Regions from separate parts of the Homo sapiens genome. Here regions 1 and 3 are each linked to region 2. A link is an interaction called in ENCODE POLR2A ChIA-PET data of the cell type or tissue named here. Cell type or tissue: OCI-LY7. All regions are shown on one strand. Links, peaks and the distances in the headings refer to the core of each region. The heading gives the core; the rest is flanking DNA.

The links. ChIA-PET counts read pairs that join two places held together with the same protein. Peaks named below come from ENCODE experiments on the same cell type or tissue, not always from the same donor. Only the 100,000 strongest peaks of a DNase experiment are listed, where the experiment ranks them.
Region 1: POLR2A ChIA-PET joins it to region 2 with 12 read pairs; 3 of 35 experiments call an interaction of 5 or more read pairs at or near these places.
Region 3: POLR2A ChIA-PET joins it to region 2 with 12 read pairs; 5 of 35 experiments call an interaction of 5 or more read pairs at or near these places.

What each region holds. Positions count from the first base shown.
Region 1 is chr4:82,848,865-82,859,961 of GRCh38, forward strand. SEC31A (SEC31 homolog A, COPII component) reads right to left here. Exons shown (of 27, transcript NM_001077207.4): 15 at 8,825-8,900; 16 at 8,088-8,266; 17 at 6,039-6,165; 18 at 4,706-4,851; 19 at 2,567-2,740; 20 at 1-113. Among named protein-coding and RNA genes, the nearest start is that of SEC31A, 37 kb to the right of the region's middle. In OCI-LY7, for the core only: CTCF peaks have their summits at 3,589 and 3,789; a DNase peak (open chromatin) is centred at 3,597.
Region 2 is chr4:82,963,563-82,974,659 of GRCh38, forward strand. LIN54 (lin-54 DREAM MuvB core complex component) reads right to left here. Exons shown (of 13, transcript NM_194282.4): 4 at 6,765-6,907. Among named protein-coding and RNA genes, the nearest start is that of LIN54, 42 kb to the right of the region's middle. RefSeq lists a silencer at 3,022-3,225. In OCI-LY7, for the core only: no CTCF peak of the experiment used is centred there; DNase peaks (open chromatin) are centred at 5,259, 5,569 and 6,059; H3K4me3 peaks cover 2,695 bases; H3K27ac peaks cover 7,115 bases.
Region 3 is chr4:82,900,715-82,910,986 of GRCh38, forward strand. It overlaps THAP9 (THAP domain containing 9), which reads left to right and starts at 21. Exons shown (of 5, transcript NM_024672.6): 1 at 21-168; 2 at 4,022-4,217; 3 at 5,610-5,913; 4 at 7,071-7,221. The coding sequence starts at 89. It overlaps THAP9-AS1 (THAP9 antisense RNA 1), which reads right to left and starts at 202. Exons shown (of 4, transcript NR_034077.1): 1 at 1-202. RefSeq lists an enhancer at 1-505 and a silencer at 31-380. In OCI-LY7, for the core only: no CTCF peak of the experiment used is centred there; no DNase peak of the experiment used is centred there; H3K4me3 peaks cover 2,404 bases; H3K27ac peaks cover 2,766 bases.

The sequences.
Region 1 (11,097 bases), core at 1,549-9,548, 110 kb before region 2:
GGCCTGCCCTTGGGGAGCTGCTGTTTCTCGTACGGAATTTTAGGTGATTCATGTCCTGCTACAGGCTCTCCTTGTGCTCTACAAAGTCTGTCACGAAGCTGCATGATATTTGGCTAAAAAGGATTGGAAAAACAGCAGACTGTTGAGAGTTCACCCAGGTATATGACAGCATGTTAATTTTCTTAATCAGATTATTCATCAAGATATCCCTTTTTGTTCATAATGCTGGGTATTATACAATAGACCCTGACACACAGATTTGACATTGTGCTTTCTACTACTCAAGACTGGCACCAAAGGTCCATGACATACAGTGCAACTTGTAATTTAACTGAGGCAGAGATCTGAGTTATACCTACCTCATGGTTACTATGCAAGACCAATATCACTTATTACTACTCTTTTGATGTTTTCTTGTGGTTACCTAATGCTCATAAATTACAAAACTACTTTAAAAACTATAACTAAGGCCAGGCGCAGAGGTTCACGCCTGCAATCCCAGCACTTTGGGAGGCCGAGGCAGGCAGATCATGAGGTCAGGAGATCGAGACCATCCTGGCTAACACGGTGAAACCCCATCTCTACTCAAAATACAAAAAATTAGCTGGGTGTGGTGGCGGGCACCTGTAGTCCCAGTTACTCGGGAGGCTGAGGCAGAAGAATGGCGTGAACCAGGGAGGCGGCACTTGCAGTGAGCTGAGAACATACCACTGCACTCCAGCCTGGGCGACAGAGCAAGAATCCGTCTCAAAAAAAAAAAAAAAAAACTATAACTAAAAGAGGCCACCAAAGAGAATCAACTACTAAAGGTGGTTATTGAAGAAAATGGTGATTTAAGAAAGAGATGAAAATGTTAAAAGAGATTTTTGAAATAAAGATTAAGATGTGAAATTCAGATCTGTAGCTCATACAGATCTACATGCATAGAGACTTACAAAAGTATGAGGTGACCCTATATATGCTCTAAGTATTAACAAATAACAAAAAGGCAATGTGTTAAAATGTTTCAGCAAGATTTTAGTATCTTTAAAAATTATACATTCCTATATATTTGTTAAAGGTTTAAAGGGATCATTTAAATGTTTTAGGCATATTTTATTTGCCTTTTGGGGGGGAGAATTATATATTACAATGCTATCACAAAGTCTCAGGACGTATTCCCCCCACCAAAAAAGGCAGGGTCTACTGAGATAAATAGGAAACAACATCAAAATTATGCTTTTTGGCCTAAAGAATGTTCTTTAAAGTCCAAAAAAAAAAAAGCATGAAGAATAATGTATAGAAAATGGATGTGCTTATAAATGGTACTGAAAATGAATTAAGCTAGATGAGCTACGGGTCTTAAAGCAAATTAGTCTTAAGATAAAGGTTCTTATAATATACCTCAATATAACTATTTACTTATAACTTTTTACTTATTAGGTAAAAAGTCTTAACAAAACTAGTATGCCAAAGTCACCATAAAGGAAAAGATTATGTATCAGCTATTCTATCTAACATTCCCATCAACAATTCAGAAACAAATGAGATGGATCTTACAGCTAAGTGTATACAAAACCAACTAGAGAGTCCTACCTCCATAGTCCTGGAGAATATTATGTACTTTTACTCAATGAAATTTATCAATAATTCTCTAAAACAGACAAAATACTAGAAACAATTGACTAAAAAAATACATAAAATACAGAATAAAGTGATTAATAAAAAAGTACAGAGACAAGACTGTATCTGCAAGGCTCAAAATCAAGCTCCATCAGACACAAAATGCAGATATATTGTTGTGGAAAAGTTTCCTCAAACCTCACCCGTACTTTTACCCATGCTCCATAACTGGGTTTGGGTTTCCCTTTGTTGGGTTCCACAGCACCAATACCCTTATCACAGTACTTATATCACACTTCTGGAATCTCATGTTTACTTGTCCATAGCCAAATTGAGTTTGGAGGCTTCCTAGAGGAAGGATCTTGGCAATCTTATTCACCATTCTATACCCACTTGTTGAATTGAATTGAAACAAGTATAGTTTTGCCCAAGTTTTATTGTGCAATAAGTAAGGACAATCTAATTAGTTCCCTCTGCTCTGAATACATAAAAATATACTTGCCCACAGACAGTATCAAACTAAAATGGCATACAGAATGAACTTCAATACTATCTGGGATGGAACATATGGGATTTTAAAAATGTTAACAACTCCATTTGTTTGATTAAACATTAACATTTATAGCTTTTTGACATAAAATATTCCTACAAAGAACTTTGTATGAAGAATCAGCATTTGGCTTTAGAAATAAAAAGTTGGTCTTTTCCCTGTTCATTTTCCTAAAATACTATGTCGGTACAAAGGAATCTATCGCACTGCAAGATTATCCTATCTCTCTAACACAGCTTAGATACACCTAAAATGATCCCTGAAGAATTGTCAATAACATTTACCTGCAGTCAGGTTACAGAAATTCAACTGCTCCAAAACATTCTACCTACTAATATGTTTACATCTAATGCTAAGTGTTATCTACTGGACTCACCTTACTCAAACATTACAAAAATGGTCAATTCTAATTACCTGGTTGGTGTTGTCAGGAAGAAAAGCCAAGGCTGCAGCAATACTGCCCTGAGCTGCCAACAAATTGGCATACTGACTCATCTTCGCAGCCAAGAGAACTCCTACAGTACTAGTGTCCATGGCTTGAGTGAGTTGCACAGCTTTTCGCAGGATGACAACTTTCTCAATCAGATCCTAAATGAAAAAAATGAGTAACAAACAGAAATATCAAGACCATGTATGAGAGGAAGCAGGAAAAGATCAAGAGTTACTAAGATTTCTAAAACCCACTAAAAATATAGTACCTGTTATCATCCCTCCTAGAAAAGTACAGCCACTATTTAGGTAAGTGAAAAAGTAGTAAGGAGGAAGAAGGCCTCTTACTTATGGATAGGGTAGGATAGGAAGGTTACCACCTTTTCCTAAATATCCTTAAGCTACCAGATACTTGTCTAGTGAGCTAAAACAGGCAAATACTCAAAGTGAAAATGATAGGCAGATGTCTAAAGGTAGAAACTGTGTTCTAGCCTGTATGGGAGGAACTATGAGTGAAAATATCTGATATGGTTTGGTTGTGTCCCCACCCAAATCTCATCTTGAATTCTAGCTCCCATAATCCCCATGTGTCATGGGAGAAACCCAGTGGGAGGTAATTGAATCATGGGTCAGGTTTTTCCAGTGCTGTTCTCTTGACAGTGATCTGATGGTTTTATAAAGGGCAGTTCCCCTGCACATGCTCTCTTGCCTGCCACCATGTAAGACGTGCCTTTGCTCCTCCTTCACCTTGAGCCATGACTGTGAGGCCTCCCCAGTCATGTGGAACTGTGAGTTCATTAAACCTCTTTTTCTTTATAAACTACCCAGTCTTGGGTATTTCTTCATTGCAGTATGAAAATGGACTAATACAACATCACACCATCTATCCTATAAAAATAGTACTACTATGAGGTGACCCATAGACAGAGGCATGTGATTTCCAAAGGAGTTTACTATTTTAACTCAAAGCTCTCATGTGCCATTCAATACCAAATCTTTCCACAATGGGGAGCTATGCTTCTGGTAGAAAGCAGAAGGATAGCCTACCTTTCTGCCTTTCCTAAGTGCATAAATCCAAAAGGGTAAAACAAGTGTTTTTCTCTGAGAAGCTCTTAAAAGGAAAACCTTGATTTCCTACCCATTTTTTTTGTTTCAATAGAGTGATCTTTAAAGCACTGACTCTGTTGAGAAAATCTCTTTCCAGAAAGAGAAATATTATATGGTAAAATTATCATAAGCCTCTTTGATTTAAATGCTTAGAAAAAAATATCTAATATATAGTTAGTACCTGAGAATAGTCCCCACATTTTCTACTTCCTCTCTTGCTTGTGTATTGGTGTCACATGGCAGTGGTCCCCAACCTATTTGGCACCAGGGACTGGTTTCGTGGAAGACAATTTTTCCACAGGCCAGCAGGGGGGATGGTTTCAGGATAAAACTGTTCCACCTGGCCTGTTCCATAAGGTATTAGATTCTGATAAGGAGGATACAACCTAGATCCGTTGCATGCACAGCCCACATAAGGGTTCGTGCTCCCACGAGAATCTAATGCCACCACTGATGTGAAAGGAAGCAGAGCTCAGGCAATAATGCTCGTTCACCCACTGCTCACCTCTTGCTGTGAGTCCAGGTTCCTAAGAGGCCACAGAAGGGTACTGGTTTATGGCCTGGGGGTTGGGGACCTCTGCTACATGGGATTCCATTTACCTCTCACTTTCATTTTCCTTTAACCATAAAGATTCTCTACTGGCATTGGGGATGCCTCCTATTCCTTTACCCACATTGCTTCTTTCTTTGCTCATGGCAGGCAGAGCCACTGGAAGCAGACAGAGGAGCACACAGAAAAAGAGGTAAACCCTAGAGCTGTTTTCAATCCTCCTGCCACCTATTTCCCCCAATAAACTCACAAATCACAACCATGATTTTACAACAGCTGCAACCCCATTTTCCTATCCTATCATCTCAAACTTTGCTTCTTCAAAGATAGCAATAAATGCATATAATTATCCAGCAAAAGAAGTTCTTGAATGTATAGAAAAAATGAACTTATAGATTATAACTTGATGATAAGTAGGGTGAAAGACAACACTAAAAATTAAGTGCCTTTTGTTTCAAAGATACTACCTGAAGTGACAAAGGGTGGCTTCCATCTTGAGCTTTAGTCCAACATGCAACTAATTTCTCTACATTCCCTGCACAAATATAGCAGAGACATGCTTGAGTCTGCAGGAGGCTATCTCCTTCATTTTCAAGCCTGGTTCCCAAAAGATCTGTAAGTAAGAGGAAAATAAAATAAGATTATACCCAAGGCAATCTGTATATGAGGCTGTGAGCAGCTAAATAATATTTTCAGAGGCATGGATTAAGCTTCATAACCAATGAATAGCATAGAGAAACAAAATCACTCTAAATGCTCAGTAAATATGCATTTGTTAAATGAATGGGAATGAAAAATTGTATACAATAAATGATTTTACAAAACTATTATCTAACTGTACAACTAATTTTTATTAATTAAATTAGAAAAACAATAAATGGGAACAACATTTGAACAAAAAAACCCTAAAGGCACATTTGGAATAGATTTATCAATGTTAGCTAAGTCTAGTATAAATTACTTATAAAAATGCAGTTATGGCTGGGCATGGTGGCTCACGTCTGTAATCCCAGCAGTTTGGGAGGCTGAGACGGGCAGATCAGCAGAGGTCAGGAGTTCAAGACCAGCCTGGCCAACATGGTGAAACCCTGTCTCTACGAAAAATGCAAAACTAGCCAGGCATGGTGGTGCATGCCTATAATCCCAGCTACTTGGGAGGTTGAGGCAGGAGAATCACTTGAACGCAGGGGGTGGAGGTTGCAGTGAGCCAAGATTGTGCCATCGCACTCCAGCCTGGGCAATAAGAGCAAAACTCCGTCTCCAAAAAAAAAAAAAAAAGCAGTTAGTATTTTGTAATTTTTATATTCTTATAATTATTTCAAGGCAGCAAATGGCTATTTGTTTTTATACTAGTAGCCTTAAGCTTTTCTTGCAAATATTTATTCCTTGGCCACCAGTTTAGTCATGGCCTATAATGGTAATTTCTATTCTAATGTTATTATTAATTTTATCATAGCTAATATTTATTAAGTGAGAGTTACTTATGGTCTATTTCACAGATGAATAAACTGAGGCTTAGAAAGTAGTTCTTCCTAGATCATACAGCTACTAAGTAGCAGAGGCAAGATTCCAACTCTTGTCTGTCTGAAACCAAAATCACTAGTAGATTTAAAAAAAAAAAAAAAAGAGTAGGTATGAAGACGTATTTAATAAATCTGAGAAAGGCACTGAAATGAGAATTTTTCTTTTTTGTGATTTGTAGATTTTAAAAAGTTTCTAATAAAATTTGTCATTTAAGTTTATTTACAATATACCCTGCCACGTATGTAAATGCAGTTAAATATAAAGCACATCTCTTACCACAAAGGGCTGAAAATTCATCCGGCTTTGCATAAGTCAATACTGCAGCTAAAGCCTCTCTCCAATTTTTAAGATCACAAGACTCAACAATCTCTTTCCAGTTCTTCATCACCACTGCAGTGATGAGCTTGAGAAACGAAAACAAAGGAAGAATTAAAAGTCTTTAACATAGCAATAAAAATTAATTCTGACTAATTAATTGTGTCAAGTATTTCATGCCAAATGCAGCAGCAAAATGAAGTATAATTTTGAATCAAATGACATAATAATGGTATTATTGTTCCTCAAGAAACAACAGCAACAACAAAAACAACTGACAACATATTTCATAAAGTGCTGAGAAGGAAAAATATAAGGTGCTATCAGAACCTTTAATAGAAAGGTGTGACCTGGTCAGATGGATCAGGAAAAACTGCCCAAGCATGTAGACTTTTGACACGTGATCTGAAGGACAAGCAGGAATTAACTTCATCAAGAAGGAAAAAGCCTTCCAGGCCAAGGGAACGACAGATGCAAAGTTCCAGTGAGAAAGGAACATGCAATGAGTGAGGGAGGAACTACAAGGCAGCCACTGTGGCTAAAAGATAACCGAGGAGAGACTGAGATGAGATGAGGCTAATGGGACTCAATACTGGTACAACTTTTATGAAAACTAATTTCAATAAAAATTACTTTTTTTATGATGTAGAAATAACACCAAGTAACCACAAAAAAGAATGAGATCGTGTCCTTTGCAGGGACATGGATGGAGCTGGAAGCCATTATCCTTAGCAAAATAACACAGGAACAGAAAACCAAATACCGCATGTTCTCACTTACAAATAGGAGCTAAATGATGAGAACATGTGAACACATGGAGGGGAACAACACACACTGGGGCCTATTGGAGGGTGGGAGGAGAGAGAGAATCAGAAAAAATGATTAATGGGTCCAAGGCTTAATACCTGAGTGATGAAATAATCTGTACAACAAACCCCTATGACACGAGTTTACTCTTAAGTTTGTTAGATATAACAAACCTGCACATGTACCTCTGAACTTAAAATAAAAGTTAAATTCCTCTTCTATGACTACAGTTCAATTTAAATAATCAGAAATTTGTACAAGTCTTTAGGCACAACAAAGGTGTTTATCACTATATAAACAAGCGTGTTTATTTCTATTTGGAAAATACTGGAAACTACCTAAACATAACAAAATAAGGGAAACATTACATCTTCTTACCATGAAATATTATAGAGCAATTAAAATTTTGGGTTTTTTTTTGAGACAGAGTCTTGCACTGTTGCCCGGGCTGGAGTGCAATGGCGTGATCTCGGCTCACCGCATCCTCTGCCTCCAAGGTTCAAGCGATTCTCCTGCTTCAGCCTCCCTAGTAGCTGGGATTACAGGTGCCCACCACCACATCCGGTTAATTTTTTGTATTTTTAGTAGAGATGGGGTTTCACCATGTTGCCAGGCTGGTCTTGAACTCCTGACCTCGTGACCCCCCCACCTCTGCCTCCCAAAGTGCTGAGATCACAGGCGTGAGCCACTGCGCCCAGCCGCAATTAAAAAATTTAATAAGGCCAGGCACGGTGGCTTATGCCTGTAATCCTGGCACTTTGGGAGACCGAGGTGGGCGGATGACCTGAGGTCAGGAGTTCGAGACCAGCCTGACCAACATGGTGAAACCCCATCTCTACTAAAAATACAAAAATTATCTAAGCATGGTGGCGGACGCCTGTAATCCCAGCTACTTGGGAGGCTGAGGTAGGAGAATCGCTTGAACCCAGAAGGTGGAGGTTGCAGTGAGTCAAGATCACGCCACCGGACTCTAGCTGGGGTGACAGAGCAAGACCCCGTCTTTAAAATTATTAATATATACAAAAACAACAAAACTAGAATAATCATGCCAAAATGCCAACAACTATTTCCAGGTCAAGGAATTATGAATGAGCTTTTAAAATTCTTTACTGGTTTCTGCATTTCAGTTATCTATAATAACAGTGTATTGTTTTTATAATTAGAAAGATAAATACGTTATTGCTTATTTTTAAAATAACATACCCTGGTAATTTTGCTTTGGGATTTTGCGAAGTATTTTTTCTGGGTTCGAGCCAAGAGTTCTTGTCCACCTGCTATGGCCAATATAATGGCATCGGCCATGCGGTTATCATGTAAACAAAGGTCAACAGCACTCTCAAAATTGCCCGTCAGCAAAGCCTGAGTAATTAAACCATCAATGTCTGCAACAAGAAAATAATACATCCAAGTTAAATAGAGTTTTTGTTACCAAAACCAACAACAAAGTACTACATCTATCAATTTTTATATATATACATGAATGGAGACCACAACACTAATTTCTGATTACTAGTGGATTAATTTCTAACACAAGCTATTGGTATTTATGGAAGAGGTCTACAGAAATATGCTGAGATAAATACAAAATAATACATTTTCCAGATGCTTTAACTGGATTATCAAAGATCACCTAGGTGTCTGAACACACCAGCCTTCCCAAGGCACTGATCACATATACTGTACTAAAGGAAAAGTGAGTTCTTTCTCACACTCTACCACCTGTGATAAAACTTTTTTTTTTGAGACAGCGTTTCACTATGTTGTCCAGGATAGCCTCAAACTCCTGGGCCCAAGTGATCCTCCTGCCTCAACTTCCCAAGTAGCTGGGACTATAAGCATGCACCACAGCACCTGACTTGAAGCATTTTAACTTAAATGCAGGAACTATTTGTTTTCCAATGGTTAAAAAAAATTAGAAATCAAAACCAACAAGTACTTACCCCCACTGACAGAGATATTAAATGTTCCTCCAGATGAGGGTAGAAATTCAGATTCTTCTTTTTCCTCTTTAATGTGCTAAAGAGATGAAAAAAGCAACAATTTAGCCAGAATAAAACTGTGGAATGATTTACTGACAAAAAAAATTTACACATGATTCTTCATCTACAGAGTAGATGACATACCAAGTTATTCCAGAAAAGTTCTCAGATCCAAATTTACAACTAAGATCTATGCCTTCCCTAAATATTACCTCCCATTATATAATCATAAATAAAATCCAAGGTCATGAAGAATACTGGTTAAACAGGCTGGGCACAGTGGCTCACGTCTGTAATCTCAGCACTTTAGGAGGCCAAGGCAGGCAGATCACTCGAGGTCAGAAGCTCGGGACCAGCCATGCCCAACATGGTGAAACCCCATATCTACTAAAAATACAAAACTAGCCGGGCATGGTGGTGCGTGCCTGTAATCCCAGCACTTTGGGAGGCTGAGGTGGGCGGATCACAAGGTCAGGAGATCAAGACCATTCTGGCCAACATGGTGAAACCCCGTCTCTACTAAAATACAAAAAATTGGCCGGGTGCTGTGACTCATGCCTGTAATCACAGCACTTTGGGAGGCCGAGGCGGGCAGATCACGAGGTCGGGAGATCGAGACCATCCTGGCCAACATGGTGAAACCCCGTCTCTACTAAAAATACAAAAATTAGCTGGCGGCAGTGGTGTGCACCTGTAGCCCCACCTACTCGGGAGGCTGAGGCAGGAGAATCACTTGAACCCAGGAGGCGGAGGTTGCAGTGAGTTGAGATTGCGCCACTGCACTCCAGCCTGGCGACAGAGCGAGACTCTGTCTCAAAAAAAAAAAAAAAAAAAAAAAAAAAAGAACACTATTAAATAAACTAACATGTACATATTCATTACTGGTATCTCAGTAATGAGGCTGAAGAATCTTTGTTTTCTTAGGTAACTATGAGTGGCTCAAAATATGGAAAATATATTATTTATTTATTTATTTATTTAATTTTATTTTTTGAGACAGAGTCTCACTCTGTCACCCAGGCTGGAGTGCAGTGGCGCACTCTCGGCTCACTGCAAACTCTGCCTCCTGGGTTCACGCCATTTTCCTGCCTCAGCCTCCCGAGTAGCTGGGACTACAGGTGCCCACCACCATGCCTGGCTAATTTTTGTATTTTTAGTAGAGACGGGGTTTCACTGTGTTAGCCAGGATGGTCTCGATCTCCTGACCTCATGATCCGCCCTCCTTGGCCTCCCAAAGTGCTGGGATTACAGGCGTGAGCCACCACGCCAGGCCGGAAAATATATTTTTAAATTATACTATTTTTAAATTTTAAAACAAACCTACTTTTACACATCTAAGAATTCCTGTCCACTGGATTTGATTATAAAGTGTTTTTGTTTTTAACTGAATCATAAAAAAAAATGAAAAAAAAATCACATGGTACCCATAACATAAAAGTAATATAAGTACATTATTTATTAATACACTTAAATTCAAGTATACATTTTGTGTTTACTCAAATTAGTCATACCTGGAACAGTGGGTTAGTCTGGTAAAAATATACACAGTTCTGTTATAAATTTCTGAGACTACCTGCAAGACTGATTAAAAATAAACTCAATGCTTTCTTTAGAAGAAATATAATGGGGGCATTTTGCTGGCAAATAATTTTAAATGCTTTCTCTCCCATGCATAAAAATTCAAAATAAGACAAAAATATATCAGAGATTAGAGATAAATTTTTAAAGAAAAACAAAGCTTTCTTACATGAGATGAAATATCTGTCTTCTGTGCTATGTTATCTACACATCTGAATGTAAATATCTAGTATTCAAGTTCAGTGGCATTTTAGAACTGGGTAATTTTAATGCAGAGTACAGCACTGCACCATCTGCAAATACACTTAATTATTAATGTTGACTATTACAGGAGAATATCTATAACCCTAATTCCCTTTCCCCAACTAAAGAGAAGCATTTGGAATTTAAAAACTAAAAGAAATTAAGAATTTAAGTTATTCACATTAAGGAATAAATCAGAGACACTGATCTAATTACATTCATTAACAAACTTGCATAAAAATATTTTTTTTTTTTTTTTTTGAGACAGGGTCTCGCTCTGTCGCCCAGGCTGGAGTGCAGTGGCGCATTCTCAGCTCACTGCAAGCTCCACCTCCTGGGTTCATGCCATTCTCCTGCCTCAGCCTCCCAAGTAGCTGGGACTACAGGCGCCCCACCACAACGCCTGGCTAAAT
Region 2 (11,097 bases), core at 1,131-9,130:
AACAGGAGGGAGAAATCGGAAACACTCTATTGTAAGTTTCTTACCCTACATTAAGTAATATAAATTGGAAAGTAGACTGTGATAAGTCAAAATGTATATTTGATTGTAGAGCAACCACTAAAAAAAAAAAAATCTTTGTACTTATAACAAGCCAAACGTGGAGATAAAATAGAATCATGAAAAACTTCAATTAACCAAAAAAGGGCAGGAAAACAGTTAAAGAAAGAACATAAAGATGAGACAAAGAGAAAACTAGTAAGGTGCAAGATTTAAATCCAATCATATCAACAATTACATTAAATATAAAGGGTTTAAAATATTTTTATATTGACCATGTTATATAATCACTTTGCTAAATTTATAATTTATACATTAATTCTAATAGTTCCATAGTAAATGCCTTAATTTTTTATGTATATAATAATGTAATATGTGAATTATGACATTTTTTAACTTTCTTTTGAACCTCTATACACTTATTCCTCCCTCCCTCCTTTTTTTTTTTTGAGACGGAGTCTCACTCTGTTGCCCAGGCTGAAGTGCAGCGGTACAATCTTGGCTCACTGCAACCTCCACCTCCCAGATTCAAGAAATTCTCCTGCCTCAGCCTCCCAAGTAGCTGGGACTACAGGCGTGTGCCACCACACCTGGGTAATTTTTGTATTTTTAGTAGAGATGGGGTTTCACCATGTTGGCCAGACTGGTCTCAAACTCCTAACCTCAAATGATCTTCCCGCCTCGGCCACCCAAAGTGTTGGGATTACAGGTGTAAGCCACCATGCCCCCCAGCCACTTACTCTTTTTTCTTGCCTTATTGCATTAATTCAGACCTGCAGTAGAATTAAACAAGTATTGAAAGTGGGAATCCTTGTTCAACACTGTACCATTACATAAAGTTTGATATATTTTTCTCCCTTTTCAAATTATGAAAGTGTCCTTCTATTTTTGTGGGTTCAAGTATTTCAACCAAAATGGAGGTTGGATATCAGGATTCTTCTGCAGGTATTAAGACTGTCATAAAATTCTTTTTCTATTATTGTAAATTAGATGGATAGATTTTTGGCTATTAAGCTACTTTGTTAAGGATGAGCTTGCTGTTAAGTGAATGAAAAAAAATTTAACCCAGGTGATTAAAAAGCTTTATTGCTCAAAAAAAAAGAAAAAAAAGAAAAAAATTTAAAAGGCCGGTGCAGTGGCTCATGCCTGTCATCCCAGCACTTTGGGAGGCTGAGTTGGGTAGATCACTTGAGGTCAGCCTAGCCAACATGGCGAAACTACATGTCTACTAAAAATATATAAATTAGCCGGGCATGGTGGCATAGCTACTGGGGAAGCTGAGGCAGGAGAATCACTTGAACCCGGGAGGCAGAGGTTGCAGTGAGCCAAGATCGCGCCACTGCACTCCAGCATGGGCAACAGAGGTGAGAGTCCGTCTTCAAGAAAAAATACTCCATCTTCAAGAAAAAATAAATTTTTTTTAAAGAAAAATTTTGAAGAAAGCTGTATTTCTTGTATTTCTGAGAGAAATTGAAAAGGGCCATGTAAAAAATAATACTAAGAGTCTAAGAATAAGATTACAAAAGTCACATTAAAGTAAAAGATAACAGCATTGCTAAAATCTAATCAAGAATAAAGTAAAACAAGCAGAATCACATTTTTATTAGTTTAATGCTTAGTTGCATATCTAATAAATATTGAAGAAAACCGAGGATTACTTTAGAAAATAAATATAATAGAATAAATCTGTCCTGTAATAAGAGACAATTACAATATAAAGTAAATTGAGAAAACACTAGCCATGCTTGATTTCCCAACAACAAACCTAGTAACATTAGATTCAAAGCTGGAGGAGGGAGTGAAAACAGTCTGAAATTGTAATGAGAATAATCATGGGAAACACCTAGGCTTCCAGGCCTGGAGGCATAAGAGCTGAAGGAGAAAAAGAGCTATCACTTAATAGGTCTGCAGGTGAAGCAGGGTCCTCAGGGAGACCCAGGTATCCATTACAGCAAGGAGATAAAAGGAACATTCAATGAAAAGGTTGTGAATTTAGGGAATTATTATTTTGATTATGAACTCCAGAAAAGGCACAGTGGAAGGACTTCAAGAGAGGCATGGGTGGAAAAGGGGTCAGAAGATAGCAAGAGCTTTAAGGAGATTAGATGCGGGAGATGAAAGATGATCTCAGTCGGGGTGGTTGAGGCTACCCAGTATCAACAAAGATAAATAATGAGAGGAGTCTCAGCAGACTCAAGGCAGATAGCAGTGAGACTGTTGAGTGCTGGTGGGTAGGGAAGGGTGAGTGCTTCAGCTTTCCTTTTGGCCTCTATCAATAGAAACAAGGAGATCTTCAGCAAATCCTCACTTTTTAGTCATTTTCGTAATTGACTTTTCTATGACATTTGAAATTGTGGCCTAGTATCCTTTTTGAAATTATCTTCCCTTCACATTTTGTTTAGTTTCTACTAATAACCCCCTTATCATTTACTCTCTCCCACTGGCTCCTTTTCTTCTACTAACACTTAGTATTTTATGGTTCAGTCCTGCTTTTCTTTTCGCTCTACATACAATCTGATGCTCCTTGGGTGATTTCATCTATATCCATAGTTTCAGTGACTGCCTACATTCAGTTTCACAATGGACATCCTCGTCTAGATAATCTGTGGGTACTTCAATGACAAAAATGTCCAAAAACTAAACATCTCTCTGCCCAAGCCTATAGTACTGCTATATTCTAGTATGAGATAGGATGGGATATTTTCTGCTATCTCAGAATCTGGCTGAAGTGAGGCCCCAAAGCTAAACAAAAAATGACAAACTCCTGCACACTCTAAAAAGGACATCCATGCCAGACTTACTAAACGATGGTATCCCTATCATCTACCTCCTATTAAAAAAAAAAAAAAGACAGAAATAGAAGAGAATTTGCAAACATGGAGAATGCCAGGGCTTTACATCTCAGTGAGGGGGGAAAAAAAACCAACAAAAAAAAACACCTCTGAGACAGAGTAGGTGACAACTGCAAGGAGAAACTGACATCTGAATCTTTAGGTTTTTTTGGTTTCGTTTACTTTTTGAGACAGTCTCATTCTGTCAACCAGGCTGGAGTGCAGTGGCACAATCTCAGCTCATTGCAACCTCCGCCTCCCCGGTTCAAGCAATTCTCCTGCCTCAGTCTTCCAAGTGGCTAGGATGTGCCACCATGCCCAGCTAGTTTTTGTATTTTTAGTAGAGACAGGGTTTCACCATGTTAGCCAGGCTGGTCTCGAACTCCTGTCTCAGGTGATCTGCCCACCTCAACCTACCAAAGTGCTGGGATTACAGGCATGAGCCACCACACCCAGCCCCGACATCTGAATCTTTTTTGGCTATCAACTTATTAAGATAAATAAGCTTAGCCGTTACGTCTGTAATCCCAGCACTTTGGGAGGCCGAGGCAGGCAGATCATGAGGTCAGGAGATCGAGACCCTCCTGGACGACATGGTGAAAACCCATCTCTACTAAAAATAGAAAAATTAGCTGGGTGGTGGCACATGCCTGTAATCCCAGCTACTCGGGACGCTGAGGCAGGAGAATTGTTTGAACCCAGGAGGTGGAGGTTGCAGTGAGCCGAGATGGCGCCACTGCACTCCAGCCTGGTGACAGAGCAAGACTCCATCTCAAAAAAAAAAAAGAAAAAAGAAAAAAAAGGAAAAAAGAAACTTAGCTGTATCTTGGTTTAACCACCAGAACTAAATGCAGCGAGAGTTCCTGGGATAACCTGACAGATATCCTCAAGAGTTTATTCAGAGAATATGTGAACACAGAAACTGGTCCCAGCCTGGAAAATTCTGCAAGAAAGAAGATGGCTGCAGCTGTCACAATGGTAGGGCAAAGATTTAGAGGACAGCAGTTAGGCAAGCTGCACTTTTACCACTGGGTTCTAGAAGTTTCCCACTGGCCATGTAGATGCTGCAGAAGGGCTAAGACATCTTGATGGGACCCTGCCAAAGCCATGTACCTTCTGGAGTAAAGGTACTCAGGAGTGCCAGACGTAGACTACAGGAATGAAGAGCTAAAGGGAGGCTGCAAAAGGCAGCTGGAGAGTACACCATATCCCTGACAGGGAACTTGGCAATGTGGCAATAACCCACAGGAAGGGCTCCAAAAAAACCATCCTGAGTGAATATCTCCATTAAGTCCACATTTGGACACCTGTCACACAGAGGGCACCAGAAGCTGGATTACAATAGTCTCAGTCAAACAAAACCTTGTCCTTTCTCCTTTAATCTTCCTTCTGATCAGAAGACAAAATCAGAAAGGGAGAGGAGGTTGAAGAGTGACGAAACAGATCATGCTCCTCTTCTCCACCGCGAATCCCTGAGCCATGGTTAGATCTCACCTGAACGATAGATAAGCTTTCAACCGGATGTAAGCTTTTGACTGTACATTTCACACCTGTGAATTTTAATAACCAAAACAAGCTTGTTTTTGTTTTTTGTTTTTTTTTTTTCTGGAGACAAGAGTTTCGCTTTTGTTGCCCAGGCTGGAATGCAATGGCAGGATCTCAGCTCACCGCGACCTCTACCTCCTGGGTTCAAGCAATTCTCCTGCCTCAGCCTCCCGAGTAGCTGGGATTACAGGCATGTGCCACCAAGCCCAGCTAATTTTGTATTTTTTTTGTAGAGACAGGGTTTCTCCATGTTGGTCAGGCTGGTCTCAGACTAAAACAAGCTTGTTCTTATAGTTAAGTGTAAAATCTTGCCAAGAGTCAAGAAAGGAAGATCCAATATGGCAGGGCTAAAGTCAAGGATGGGAAAAAAATAAAGCCAGTTCCTATTCGTATGTCATCAGGTATAAACCATATACCAGTCAAATTAGTCCATAGGGCTACCATCTACCCCGTTATCTAAGTCAGAAATACAGGAGTCATCCTAGATTCTCCCCCTAAGATACTGAACCTCTTTCAACACATCTCTCTTCCTCTTTAGCCCCTGAGCTACTAGTGTAGTTCAAACATGAAGTACTGCAATAATCTCTTAGTGATTCTCTACCCTGGCCTACACTTTTAAAAGATTAAATTTAACACACAGGCCGCAGCCTAGAGATTCTGATTTAAATGGGGTCAGGTAGGGGCCTGCCATTAGTTTTCTCAAGAGGTCCCCAGTACTAACTGCAGCCAAGGTTGAGAATCACTAACCTAACTGGTCTCTCCCACAATACAGGCTCACCTTCCCCCAAACTATCTCTCATAATGCCACAAGATTCGTATTTTTAAAAATGCAAATTTCATATTATTTATAGCAGTGGTTCCCAATCTAGGCTACCCACTAGAATCACTTAAAGAGCTTTGTAAAATCCTGATACCAGGTCAAGTCTGGAGAGATGAAAACAGAATCTCTGGGGATGAGAACTAGGCGTCGGTATTTATTAAAACTCTCCAGGTGATCCCAATAAGCAGATAAGGGCGAGAATCACTGTCCTAGAAGCAATGAGAAGCCACAGAAGTCCAAACTCCCCTGAAGATAAAGAAACCGTCCATCTAACCTTAGCACCCTCGGCTCTCACACTGCAAAAATCAGTGAGGCTTCCTGAAAGACCACACTTTTACACCTTTATGTAAAGTATCACCTCAATCCAGAAATCCCCTTCTGCTCATCTGGAGCTAAGTCCAACCCACGTTTAAGGTTAAGACCTTTCAAGAATAAGCTCCTTTGTATAAACCTTCCCTGCCAAACACACAGCAGTCATTAATCCATCTATGACCATTGTAATTCTGTAGGACAATTTTTAATGTTTCAGTCTAACTACCTTATTGAATTCCTTGAAATGAAATACCTTATCTTATTCATGTTTTATCCTCAGTGCCTATCACTATGCATGGCACAGTTACCCTCAAATTTCTGCCAAATTCATTCAATTTAGGGAAAAAGTTATGCAGGTAGAATTTGACCTTAATAAACTGTATGAGATAACATATTTGTACATTATAGTCAAGGCTCATTAAAGAAACCAACACCTGGACTTTAAAAAATGTAAGGCAAATGTTTAACGTTTGTTCTATTTATGAACAGTAACAAATCAAAGAAAGCAGGTGCAAAGGGCAGTATTGTTTCCAGAGTCACAAGCGTGAAACCTAACAAAATAATAATGCTTGGCTTTCTATCTGAATAATATGTCCTTTAAAACATATCTTTTTCAAAATGTTATGCTGGTATAATAACAACTGTATGTTTTAGGAAAGTGAGTTAGATGACTTACTTTGCCTCACAATAAAATAAGAAAGCATTTGAATGCTTCCAATAAAATGTATTCAAGCTTAAACAACACTGATAATATGGCTACCAGCATCTGATGGCAATTTCTACTACTCTGGGTCCTGTTACCAAGCAAAAGTTCAGATCTCCATTTTTTAAAGTTACATTTAATATTTTATATCATAAGTCTATATGTACCTTCCACAAATACAATAATTTTGCTAAAATATTAACTAAAGAAGAACTAAACACCTACATTATTGAATTTATTCAAGATTTTGTTGTACCCACATTCATATGGGCTATGGAAATCATATTCACATGCAAAATGATTACTATGTTACTATGTGTTTAAAGTAAGCTTTTTAATCTGTCAGACATCCTTGATTACTAAATTAATCCAGTATTCATTGAATGTCTATTACTTGCTTGGGAATGTACTAAAATTGAAGTATCTGAAGTGACTAGTAAGAAAATAAAGGCATCAACCACAATATTTGGTATTTGTGGCTAATTTATTTTTTTACCTTATTTGGCGATTTCAAAGGTGAGATGGCTATTTTATTTGGTGTCTGTGTTGTAGAATTTAAAGTTGATCCAATAACACCACTTTCAGATATTGTTATGGTCTTTGATGGAGTTCCGGGAGTAGACTGTGAAAGAACCCTACCTGCAAATGAGAGGCAGCACATCAGTTTGACTTTTTTCAATAATAGTATAAAAATTTATGTGATGATGCTCTACACTCACAAGGACTGCAGAATGTATGTTTGTTATTTCATGTCAACACTTAATGAGGCACTAATGAACTATGGTAAACCTAGGCAGAACTAAACAAAACACTACTTCTTAGTAATACTTAATATCAGCTTACATTAAACTCTACAAAAACAGTTTAGTTCATGTGTTCATCAATACTGTTGTTATATCCATCAGAGAGAAAGCTCAGGGCAACTAAGTAATGTGCCCTGTGTAACACAGCTCCTGAAAGTCAGAACATGAACCCAAGTCTTAAAACTTCAATCTCTGTATTCTACTATCTATAGCTGTCTTCCCATATGAACTTAAACCATGAAGGTACAATTGAAATCCACACTTATAAAACAGATAGTTATTGGACTAACTTAAACACTGAAAGGTTTAATACTACCTGATTTTAGACTGCCAAAGGGGATAAAAAAATGTTTTTTCTACCCACCCCGGCCAGATTCCATATTGTGTTCCCTTCTGGACAAGACCCTTCAGGAACAACCATGAAAAACTCTAGTGTCTGGATGCTTGGGGAACTGAAAACCATATTACATTGAGTTGAAATATCAGGAATTTTTATCCTAGGTAAGAAAAGACTACAAAGACATAACAGATCTTCAAATTCTTGAAGACTGTGTGATAGCCATTATTCCCATTCACCAAGTATTCTAGCTTTCTTCCATTCTGGACACATGGTAGAACTACACTTGCACTTCCTACCACTCCCACCCCATCTTGTAGTTAAGTTAGAGTCATGTCACTACTCCTGGCAGACGAGTTATGAGTAGAAGTGACGTGTGTCATTCTTGGGCCACAGCATTTATTACTGCCTATGCAAGACCTTCCAAAGTTTATTTTCCTCTGCCATCTGAGATGGCGGCTCCTTGGTTAGCCTGTGTCCCTGAGTTGCTATGAAGAGAAGATACCTTTTTGAACCCACAATGGTCATATAGATAATCAATTTTTAAATTTTTTTTAAATTGAATTTAAAAAAAAAAAACAGGTTTTTTACCCTTCTGAGGTTTGGAGATTATTTTGGCAGAAAAACCAAGATTATCCTAACTGATCCAGGCTGTCAGGTTAAAGGATTAGAACCAATCTGTATCACATCAAATGCAGAGAAACAGAAAATATTTCAGCTCAGCACTAAGAAAGAACTTCTAACAAAAATTTCCAACTGAAATGACTATTTCAACACAAGTGAGTTTCTAGTCACTAAAGGTGTCCCAGGCAGATGCTGGATAATCAAATATACCGGCTAAAGAGGAAAGTCAAGCATCTAAGAAGTAGAGAAGATTGATAACTAAATTATCTCTAGAATCTGCTCTAACCTTTAGATACTATGATTAAACTCATAGATCCAGCTAGAGATGAAGGAGAGAGCATGACAGTGAGGAGAAAGGGAAAGAGAGAAAGAAGGGACTTTCACTTTAGACAAAAATAAAGAACTAATGCTTAGCAGCTTCTGGGCCATTTTTCCTGACAACAATGCCAAAGTATGCCTTTTGTTTTGTTTTGTTTTGAGACAGGGGTCTCCCTCAGTCACCCAGGCTAGAATGCAGTGGCGTGATCATAGCTCACTGCAGCCTTGAACTTCTGGGCTCAAATGATCCTCCCATCTCAGCCTCCTGAGTAGCTGGGACCACAGGCACGTGCCACCATGCTTAGCTATTTTTTTTTTATTTTTTTTAGACAATGGAGTTTTGTCATGTTGCCCAGGCTGGCACAGTTTCTTTTTTAAAAAGTGAATCAAGTTTTATCCCCATCTATGAATTTTTAAAGTATTTTCAATACAATTTTCAAAATTTCTTTGTAGTACATAGATTAATTTTAATGACATTCTGCCAGGTTTTTTAAAAACCTGAATACATCATAATTACATAAAGTCAATTCTAAATAAACCAAACGAATCTACATCAAATAGGTTTAGAGAGCCGCCCTAAAGTATTCAGCCTGCCTAAAGTAACATGTTTGTCTATTCTGGTTTCCAAAGCTAATACCTGTGAGATAAGTATGAAGCCCCAATAACCATTCTGTTAAGAAAAGAAATTACCAGTAAAGACACAGTTTCATAAAATGTTCATTATTTATAGCCACTGCTATAATTTCATGTGTTAGGAATTACATATCTTTCAAATAATATTCATATAGAGCTGGACACAGTGGCTCACGCCTGTAATCCCAGCACTTTGGGAGGCCGAGGCAGGTGGATCACGAGGTCAGGAATTCGAGACCAGCCTGGCCAACATGGTGAAACCCCGTCTCTACTAAAACTACAAAAATTAGCCAGGCGTGGTAGCGTGCGTCTATAATCCCAGCTACTCGGGAGGCAGAGGTTGCAGTGAGCTGAGATTGCGCCATTGCACTCCAGCCTGGGCAACAAGAGCAAGAATCCCTCTAAAAAAAAAAAAAAAAAAAAAAATTCATACAGAAAATCCGCAATTCCTGAGGATAACTGGTATCAGAAAAAGGCAACTTGATGTTAATTCACTTAAAACAGGAACAAAAGTTTCATTATAAATTACAAAACTAAAAGTAATAAAACTTTTACTATCTTTCTGTGGCCTACGTTTTTTAAAAATTCAGTTTATAATTGCAACTATACTAACTCTTAAGATGAACAAAGAAAAAAATCAGCTGTTGAGTTTTGGGGAGAGAGATTGCTTCTGAAAATTTGGACGACAGCAAAATGATAAATTATGTCGATAATGATAAATGGGCACAACATACTCATAAAGCAGGTCATTTCTACCAAAATATTTCTAGATTTCATCAATTTTCCCAAGAACCTTGATATCCTTTGAAATTCAAGTTATTCTTTTTGAGGGTCTGCTTGGTTTTCATCCTGGTAGCATTTCTGATTATCTAATCTAACCTCCAAATCCCTATTTATCCTTAGTTCCACTGATTCAAGCAAGCATGCAAGTTACATAATTTGACCTTGAAATTAATTTCTGTTGTCAGGTATTCTCCAAGAATCAAAAGAGACACACTCCATAAAGCCACATATTGAATAGGCTGGGGCAGGAAGCTAGAATATTTGAGTAAGGCCAAATTCTTTAAGAGATTAATTTTACATTGTGATGAAGCTTGCTCCCATGAAGCAACCTTCTACCTTGAGAGGTGTGATAATGAGAACCTCTATTATCTCATGTAACCATTTCAAGTCTTGTCAGGTGGCTGGTATCTACATTTTACTAAACTAAGATGAACAAAATAATGTATTTACCGAAGATCATAGAGAAAATCAACAGAAGACCCATGACTGAAAACCCAAGTTTCCCAATAGCTCCTACTGTATCACTATAGTGCCTCCATGATATACATATTCATGCAACAATATGCATTCACAGAACTACATCAAAGTGCCAAAAATAGGAGCAGGGCACAGTGGCTCATGCCTGTAATCCCAGCACTTTGGGAGGACAAGGAGGGTGGATCACGAGGTCAGGAGATTGGGACCATCCTGGCTAACACGGTGAAACCCCATCTCTACTAAAAATACAAAAAATTAGCTGGGTGTGGTGGCAGGCACCTGTAGTCCCAGCTACTTGGGAGGCTGAGGCAAGAGAATGGCGTGAACCCAGGAGGCGGAGCTTGCAGTGAGCCGAGATCGCACCACTGCACTCCAGCCTGGGTGACAGAGCAAAACTCCCTCTCAAAAAAACAAACAAACCAAAAAAAAAAGGTGCCAAAAATTGTGCTAGGTTCTGGGAAGGTGGGGACAGAGGAGAAAGAGAAAGAGTGAGAGAAACAAGATAAAAGAACCATCAATACAGTACATACATAAATACATTGGAACATAATTCTGCCTTAAAAAGAAAATTCTGATATATACTACAACACAAATGCACCTTAAGGACATTATGCTAAGTGAAATAAGCCAATCAAAAAAAAAGGGCAATGGCTGGGCGTGGTGGCTCACACCTGTAATCCCAGCACTTTGGGAGGCCGAGGTGGGCAGATCACCTGAGGTCAGGAGTCCGAGACCAGCCTGGCCAACGTGGTGAAACACCATCTCTACTAAAAATACAAAAATTAGCCGGGCGTGATGGCACACACCTGTAATCCCAGCTACTTGGGAGGCTGAAGCAAGAGAATCACTTGAAC
Region 3 (10,272 bases), core at 805-8,804, 63 kb before region 2:
TAGCCGCAGAGTCAACGGGCGGAGCTAAAGTGGTCGTGATTCATGCTGTCGCGGGAACCCCGAAGGTGGGGCCCCACGTAACAAGAAGATGACCCGAAGTTGCTCCGCAGTGGGCTGCAGCACCCGTGACACCGTGCTCAGCCGGGAGCGCGGCCTCTCCTTCCACCAGTGCGTATGGGAGCAGCCTCGAAGCCTTCGAACTCCCTGCGGGGCCCGGCGGGCCGTGGCGTGGCGTGGGGCGGGGCCGGGCCGCACTGTGGGTCGCGCCGCGTGTGTGACGCGACGTGACGTGCGCAGCGTCGGGGCGTGGGAGCGGAATTGGGGCACTGTGAGAATTGAGATTCTCTCTCTTCCCGCCCAGTGTTTACCTCTGAATAGCCGGTTCTCGCACCGCCTACCGCTTTAAGGAGAGTTACGCGAAAGGAGTCCTCCATTAATTGGATGGTCTTATTATTTGAAGTGAGGAGGCCGAAAGGGAAGGCAGTTTAGGACAACGGTTGAAGTGTGTGTGTGGCGTCTTCCTGAGCACGAGTACAGATCAGTTTTCTCCTGTACTGCCTGACATTGCAAGTTCTTAAGTGCTGTTAGCCGAGCTGTGCAAGGCCGGTCCGATTCTGGCTGGATTTGATCATGGCAGGGAAGTTTCATTTGGCTCGACAGTGGGGAAGAATTTCAGATCAGTCTTATCTGAACTCATATCCATGGTTCAGACTGGTATAGGTCATTCAGTATTCAGGGTACACTAGCAAGTAGAAAAGTGGGTAAAATAGATCCTCACAGACAAAAGGAGCAGATTTATGGAAAGATCAAAAAGAACTTTATGGTTGGAAAGGGGGGGTAGGAAGAGGGTAGTTAGGAATGGCATGGGAAAATGTAAAGGATAGAAAGTGCAAATATAGAGGAGTGGAAAAGTACCTGAGAAACCATTTTAAAAATGTAAATGCCAGGTTAAGGAGTTTAGAGTATGTATGGTAGGCTATGTATAAAATTCATTGATTTTTTTTTTTTTTTGTTTTCTATTTTTTAAATAGGGCTGATTCCTCCACCTAAATTGTTAGCAGTGTGAACCAACTCATTGTGTATGTGAGACCATAATTGATTTGGGATTTTTCTTGTGATAGAGGTAGTTTTAAACTAGGGAGACATGAATTCCAATTTTAATTGAGTATTTACTGATGTCTGTACTTGGCTCTGGGTCTTGGTTTCTTCTTCTGTAAGAGGAATAAAAACCTGCCTTGTAGAATTTTGTAAAACTAAAACGTAAGACTTTATAGCATATGTAACGCACAAGGTAAATGCTTTAAAAATGGTATTATTACCAAATTAATTTTTTCCAGAACTCAAAACTAGTTATGCTAGTTAGATTACAATATTTCCCAACATTTTCCTTCTTTTTTTTTTTTTTTTTTTTGGAGACGGGGTCTCACTTTGTCGCCCAGGCTGGAGAGCAGTGGCACTATCACAGCTCAGCGCAGCCTCTATCTCCCAGGCTCAAGTGATCCTCCCACCTCAGCCTCATGGGACTACAGGCACAGACCACCATCCCGGCTTTTTTTTTTTTTTGGTAGAGATGAGGTCTCAGTGTGTTGCCCAGGTTGGTCTCCAACTTCTTGGCTGGGATTACAGGCATGAGCCACCCTGCCCAGCCCCAGCCTTTTTCATAGCATTTTACGCATAGGAAATAATTGTTCAATACTTTGGGGCAAACCTACAGCACTGTTTGGGGCTGCCTTCAAGTAACTACTCAGGTGTCCCAGCCCACCCCATGGACTAAGAATATCAACAGCTGTACTCACTAGGCATACCTGTTGGGAAGCTTTGCATCAGAGGACCACGCTAGTAATAGAAGTTGTTGGACCAGCCAACTTTTGAGGGTTCCTTGCACGTTTAGAGACTATACCCAATCTGTGGAAAAGCTCCCTTGCAAAATATGTTCCATGAGTTAGAAAAGAACTCAGTGAAAAAAGATAGATTTGCCCCAACTTTATTGGAAAAAGAATTCCCTGTTCATTTGCCCTTGATCAAGTATCATCATCTTCTTAGAACAATAAAATTATAATCCCAGAAATGGAATTAGTTGTTCTTAGGAAAGATCGAACTTTGGATAGTACTTTACAGTTTACAAAGTGATTTTGAATACATTTGTAGCCTCATACACTCTTACTACAGCCCTGTGAGGAAGTTCTAAGATTGAGAGATGTGTCTAATACCATATAGCTGGTAGAAGGTCACTGAAGCTTAAATACAGGTTTTCCAATTCAGAGTTCTTTCTCAAGGTGATTTAGAGAGCATATCAGAATTATGTTTTACCATGCTGCTATATTTTTGTAGCATTTAGCTGAGAAATAAAATTTATACCAATCTCAGTTCTAGTAACTATGTGTTTTAAAGTCTAAATTAAAATACACAAAAAGCATAGTTACCTATAAGTCTGTCTCTAAGATAACGTCAAAGAAGAAGGGGCAGAAAGAGTAGTTTTGTGCTTTTTATTGTGTTAATTTCACAAGTTTCTTTTTCTTTTCTTTTTTGAGATGAAATCTTGCTGTCGCCCAGGCTGGAGTGCAGTGGCACTATCTTGGCTCACTGCAACTTTGCCTCCCAGGTTCAAGCGATTCTCCTGCCTCAGCCTCCCTAGTAGCTGGGATTACAGGTGGGAGCCACCAGGCCCGGCTAATTTTTGTATTTTTATTAGAGACAGGGTTTCACCATGTTGTCCAGGCTGGTCTTGAACTCCTGACCTCAAGTGATCCGCCCGCCTCGGCCTCCCAAAGTGTTGGGATTACAGGCGTGAGCCACCACGCCTGGCCGACAAGTTTCTAAACATAATTTGGCTTGGATTGAAAAATAAATAAATGCAAGGTAATTTTTATAATCAAGGCTAGGAAAAAGTAGTGCCTTTAAACATGAAAAAACAATATAGTAAATATACTTGTCTTGTTTTCTACTGCTGCATAACAAGTTACCTCAAAATTCAGTATAAACATTTTTATCTCACACATTTCTGAGGGTCAGGAATTCAGGAGTGTAGCTCGATGTTACAGTATCTCATAAGATTGCACTCATCTGAAGGCTGAAGTCACCTGCTTTCAAAAAGACTAACTCAACATGGCCTTTGACTGGAGGCCTCAGTTCCTCACCAACTAGTTTTCTCCACAGGACTGCTTTATAACATGCCAGATACCTTACCACAGAGCAAACCATTCTCTACAGAGAGCAAGGAGGAAAGCTTGTTCCTTTATGACGTAGTCTGTGGTCACTTACTGTCACATGTTCTTTTTCCATTCCTTAGCAAATCACTAACTCTAGCCCATACTCACTCAAGGGGAGGGGAATTAGGCTCCCCCTTTTTTTTTTTTTTTTTTTTTTTGTTACGGAGTTTCACTCTTGTTGCCCAGGCTGGAGTGTAATGGTGCGATCTCGGCTCACTGCAGCCTCCACCTCCGGATTCAAGAGATTCTCCTGCCTCAGCCTCCCCAGTAGCTGGGATTACAGGCACCCGCCACCACGTCCGGCTAATTTTTTATATGTTTAGTAGAGACGGGGTTTCACCATGTTGTCCAGGCTGGTCTTGAACTCCTGACTGCTGATCCTCCCGCCTCAGCCTCCCAAAGTGCTGGGATTACAGGCATGAGCCACTGCACCCAGCCAGGCTTCACTTCTTAAAAGGAAGAGTACCAAATAGTTTAAAATCACTACAGGAAAGGAAAAGATGCATATATTCTTTAACCATTTAAATTTGAGCAAATTCTATTAAGTGTAGGAAGTGAAGACAAAATATAGTAGGATTTTTAATATGGGAATTGCCCCTCTATGATTGACAAAGAAAAATCAGATATTGAACCTTTGGATTAAAAAAAATCAAAGAACTTTGAAAAATGAACTAAGTAAATTAAACTTTTAATTCACTTGGCTTTATGTTTCTATAAAGCAGTAAAATAATAGATGGGTTTATATAATAAATACTACTGTAATAGTACTATAATGTTTTCATGTTAATGGAACTTTAATGTGATTGTCATAGATTTCCAACTGATACCATACAGCGCTCAAAATGGATCAGGGCTGTTAATCGTGTGGACCCCAGAAGCAAAAAGATTTGGATTCCAGGACCAGGTGCTATACTGTGTTCCAAACATTTTCAAGAAAGTGACTTTGAGTCATATGGCATAAGAAGAAAGCTGAAAAAAGGAGCTGTGCCTTCTGTTTCTCTATACAAGGTATTTAAATGTAGGTGTAAGTCAACAAAATGAAAATTTACAGAGCCTTTAAAAATCAAGATAGCCCCCATTATAGCTAGAATTTGCAGACAAAAAAACCCAAGTCTTAAATCCAGTAATAGATTTTAAATGCTTTGAAAATTTAAAAAAAAAATTATATATATTAGCATTTGTTCTGGAGCTTTTAAAAAACTATATAAATGCAAATCATTTGTCTAGATATATATAAAGGTTACTAACCAATTGCAAAAATCAACTGGTAGATATAAATAGCCTTAGAATACAGGCTTTTGTTAAGTATGAGACAGCTTTCATAGTACTTTGAAATTATCTATGTTTTTTGGTTCCTCCTAATAATGTTATTTATCTTGATCAAAAATATACCTAATTATTAACATTGATACAGGAAGTATGTGGGAAATAATGAAACTTTCTATGAGTGAGTCACCAGTATTGGTATGATATTCTTCTGTTTCCTATGACTGTTTTTATTTTATCCTTTTACCCCTTAACCACAACTCTGACACATGGGCTTTCACTTTCTGCACAGTCTGTGATAGTCACCTAACTGTTCTATTCTGACACTAGCCTTACTTTCCTCTTAATCGTCAGTCTCCTTCTTCCAGTATTGGTTTATCTCATTCCCCTATTCGGAAGTATTTAGTTGGTGTCAAATTCAAACTCACCAAGTCCCAAGAGCTTCCTATTAACTGATTTGTACATTTTTAACTGTCCTGAATTATCTTTTCAAACCATATATACTTACTATATATGTGATAAATTTGCTTGCTTTCATACTTTTGTGTAAAATCAATAATGGCTGCCATGTGTTGAGAGCTACAATGGTCCAGGCATTGTACTAGGAGATTTACATAAATTCTTATATTGTATCTTCAAAAGAATCCTGTATTATTATCCACATTTTACAGATGAGGACACAAGGGATTGTAGAGCTTATGTGACAGCTAATTGAGGGAGCTAAGATTCAAACCCAGGTCAGTCTTAATTCCAAAGCCATGCACTGTCCACTATGCCTTCTTTTTTGCACAAATAACTTCTCTGTCACCTTCATTAACCATGTTATTGTACCTTCTAAGAACTGCTTAAAACTCACTTCCATGAAGCCATCCCAGTTTACTACCACCTTTCTCTAGTTACTTTATTTCAGAAACTTTCAACATCATATTAATATTTCTGTGTAGTGCAAAAAAAAAAAGCCTGTTTATATTACCCTATAAACTATACATTAAAACATTCAGAGATTATGACCTTTTCTTTCCTAACTAACTCTCCACAGCAACCAGATTAGTGCTTTGTATTTAGGGTATTTTTACAGATACTCTTCTATGTGATTATTTCTAAAATAACTTTAATTTTATATATCTGTCATAGATTCCTCAAGGTGTACATCTTAAAGGTAAAGCAAGACAAAAAATCCTAAAACAACCTCTTCCAGACAATTCTCAAGAAGTTGCTACTGAGGACCATAACTATAGTTTAAAGACACCTTTGACGATAGGTGCAGAGAAACTGGCTGAGGTGCAACAAATGTTACAAGTGTCCAAAAAAAGACTTATCTCCGTAAAGAACTACAGGATGATCAAGAAGAGAAAGGGTTTACGATTAATTGATGCACTTGTAGAAGAGAAACTACTTTCTGAAGAAACAGAGTGTCTGCTACGAGCTCAATTTTCAGGTACTTCCCCCTAGTAACCTGTAGTATTTACAAAAATAGCTATTTTTCTGAGGTACCATTAAGTATTTATTTTGTTCTTGCCTATGAAAACATGCTTTCAGTTGGGAAGTGAAAGTCTCAGTAGCTTAAGAAGAATGAAAATTAATCACCAAAATTCTTTTGTATCTTATGGTTTTCCAGTTATAAAAGTAACATTTATTATAGGAAAAGCAAAGAAATATTTAAGTAATTAAAATAATGTTAATCCCACTACCCAGAGATGAAACCATATGGTTTATACCATTTTCTGTTCTGCACTTATCACTTTTTGTAGTAGCTCTTACCCATTTGCTACTGCAAATTCATTATAAACAGTTTTAACTGCTACATAATTTTACCAAAGTCTTTTTGCAGTAGAGTTGTACTAGTTTGCAGAATTTCTTTGAGCTTGGAAATTGTGTATCTCCACATTTTTTTCTAAAATATTCTATAGAGTAGACTATAAACCCATGGAAAGGCTACCTAGTCCTCTTTAGAGTGAACTAAGATCTTTGAAGAAGGGCAAAATAAAAATTGCCAACTTGTTCTTTGATGAAAGCAGCAGAGATTTGGATTTACATTCTAGGAAAAGAGAAATGTGTCCTCTTTTTAGAAAAGAGTAGCTATCTCCAAAGGAGATGAATATTTTATGTTTTTCCAAGAGGGGACTAGAGGTCATAAATAGGAATCCCCACCAGGAACAGAATTTTTTTTTTTTCTCTTGATATTAGGCAAGATGGTCTGTTCAGTCTGAATAGTACCCTATCCCCAGAAATGTTTTTCATATCTAATTTTCACCCTCAGATAAATAGTAAGCAGGGAACAAAATAAAATAAATGTCCTCATTTTATTTTCTTTTCAGTTCCTCTAAAAATCTCTCCTCTCAGGCTGCCACTGAACAGTAAAACATAATTCAAGTTGAAAATTTTTTCTTCCCTCTAGTGAAATGATTCCAGATGAACCGAATAAATTGGTCAAGGGGTCCTAAGTGGATATTAACCTCTGAATAGACTTAATCAAAATGCAACTATATTTGTATTTGAATTCTGATGCCCAGTGCATTTTATATCCAAATGCTATAATCTGTACCTGAAAATTTTACTATTCATCACAAAGAATAAAAAAATTTATTTTAACAGATTTTAAGTGGGAGTTATATAATTGGAGAGAAACAGATGAGTACTCCGCAGAAATGAAACAATTTGCATGTACACTCTACTTGTGCAGTAGCAAAGTCTATGATTATGTAAGAAAGATTCTTAAGCTGCCTCATTCTTCCATCCTCAGAACGTAAGTGAATTATTTTTTTATTTTTTAAAAGTGACTTTCTTGTCAGGACATCTTGTTGATTGCATGTTAATTACTCTTTAGATGTTAAACCATATTATTCTTTTGTTGCATTTTACTTATTAAGGCTATTAGTACTCATACTCCCATTTAAAAAAAGAAAAAATGGACTAATGAAAAAATGGACTCCCATTATTAGCCCATTTTTGTTCTTCAAAAACTTCTAGGTAGTATTTGCCAATTATCACAACAGCAATATTTTCACCAACAAAATGAAGACACATAGTATGACAAGTTTTTTGCATCTCCCAGACACTCTGGGTGGATAAAATTTGAATCCTGAAATATTGGAATTTCTAGTATACTTCAGTAGTTTAATATCTGACGATCCTGGAAAATCTAGAACAGTTCTGGATTGATCGCCATTGGTCTTAGGCAAAGCACAAAAAAATCTGCGTTTTTCATAAGCACTGCAGTTGATGCCAATTAGGTTGTCCAGGAAACAGATTTTGATAAATAATTTTTTAGGATTTGTGATTAAAATGGATAGATATAATTCTCTTAGTGTGCAGCAAATAACAATGATTTTCTAGTAATGTCTTATAAATTTAATACTGAATTCTTAATTTTTACTGTTTTTACCACTAGTTTTACAGATTCCTTTTTTTGTTTTGGAGACTGAGTCTTGCTTTGTCACCCAGGCTGCATGCAGCACAGCGGCACAATCTCGGCTCACTGCAACCTTGCCTTCCAGGTTCAAGCAATTCTCATGCCTCAGCCTCCTACTGAGTAGCTGGGATTACAGGCATGTGCCACCACACCCAGCTACTATTTTGTATTTTTAGTAGAGACGGGATTTTGCTTTGTTGGCCAGGCTGATCTCGAACCCCTGGCCTCAAGTGATCTACCCGCCTTGGCCTCCCAAAGTGCTGGGATTACAGGCATGAGCCACCATGCCCAGCCTAGTTTTACAGATTCCTTTTTTTTTTTGAGATGGGGTCTTGCTCTGTCGCTCAGGCTACAGTGCAGTGGTGCGAGATCTTGGCTCACTGCAACCTCCGCCTCCCAGGTTCGACCCATTCTCCTGCCTCAGCCTCCCAAGTAGCTGGGATTACAGGTGTCCACCACCATACCCGGCTAATTTTTATATTTTTAGTAGAGGTGGGATTTCACCGTGTTGGCCAGGCTAATCTCGAACTCCTGATCTCGTGATCCACCCACCTCGGCCTCCCAAAGTGCTGGGATTACAGACATGAGCCACTGTGCCCAGCCCAGATTCCTTTATAAAAAATTATAGATTTTCCTCTATACACACTATTACAATAATACTACCAATAAAAGATTTAAAAATAATTGACCTTCAGAGTGGGCTGCTCTTCTAATTGACCTTCAGAGGGCTGCTCTTCTAAAAAAATTTAAAGAGGAAAAATTTATTATTCCCATACATTATATATAAATAATTACTGTTAACATTTAGAGTATTTCCTTCCTGTGTGTGTGTGTGTGTGCACTTAGATTTATTAGTGTTTACATAGTTATGATCTTTTGTAAATAAATTTCCAACCAGCCTTTTATTACTTTATTATGTATGCCTTTTATCTGTAACGTTATTTTGAACTCTTTATAGACAAGTTTTAATAGCTGCATGATATCAGGTAGTCCTACCCTACTTAACTCTGACATTCTCCAGCTATTGGACATTTCTATTGTTTACATTTTGGGGTTATAATTGTTTTTTCATATATTTTGATGAACATTTGTATATAAGGCTTACTCTTTCATAATGTGATTTTACCATTCAAGCTAGATATTATACTTATTTATAAATATTCACTTTTTGCTAAGCAAGAGAGTTTTATAGGTACTGTGTTGATAATTTCTCCTCCTATACCTTTTTGGTTTTTTGTTTTCTGATGGTTGTACATATTCTGGGGGTACATGTGATATTTTGATGCATATATATAATTTGTAATGATCAAATCAGGGTAATTAAAATATCCATCATTTATAAATCCAAACATTTATCTTTTCTTTGTGTTGAGAAGCATATACCTTTTTAATCTCTTCACTGGTTTTAAAGCATTACTTAATGGTATTTCACTATGGTTTATATAAGAGATTTCAGGTAACTTCTTATCTTTTCTTTTTCATGGTTTTCTTCATTTCCCATAGTTCTGCGTCAACTCCTAGATTAAATCTTCCTGGTAATTCCAGCGCACATTTATCTTTTCTCTCTTCATGTCATTTTGCATTTTGTGACCTTTGCTGTAACATTATATATTTAGATTTATAATTCCAGTACTTAAACAGTTGCTCATTTCTTTAGGTACTTTGCCTATAAGTAAGGTATATTGTTTAGTATGATAGTAATATATGTTTGTTATAAAACATTCAAACAGTATATAAGTACATAAATACCAGAAAGTGAAAAACATAGTACTTCGCTTCCCCTAATCCCACAAAATAACTACAGTTAGCAGTTTTGTGTATATCCTCCAAGTTAAATAAAAAAAAAAACCTATTTACCTACCAATAAAATTTTGTTTTAGTGTTCTGTTATATTAATGGTATATAGAGCCTCCGTTTATTTTCTTATATTAATGTAAGATTATATTATATTAATATAAGATTCTTATATTAATGGTATATACGTTTCCATTTATTTTCCCATATAAAAAGTGATGTTTTTAACACAGTTATCTTAAGTATTAGATCTTTATAATCATTATATTTAATATTTATTCAATAAATATTTATTGATCAGGAGCGGCCAGTGAGGCAGGAGGAAAACCAGGAGATTGTGATGGCCTGGAAGCCAAGTGTAGAAAGTATTTCAAGGAGGGAGTAGTCCACTATGTCAAATGCTGCTGGGAGATCAGGTAAGATGAGGACAGAGAATTGACCATTGGATTTTGCAAGATGAAGGTCATTGATGACCATGACAAAAGCAGTTATAGTAGAGTGGTGGAGAGGTAAACCTGGCTGGAGTGGGATTAAGAGAGACTAAAGGTGAAGAAGCAGAGAAAATGATTGTGGGCTCTTCCATGGAGTTTT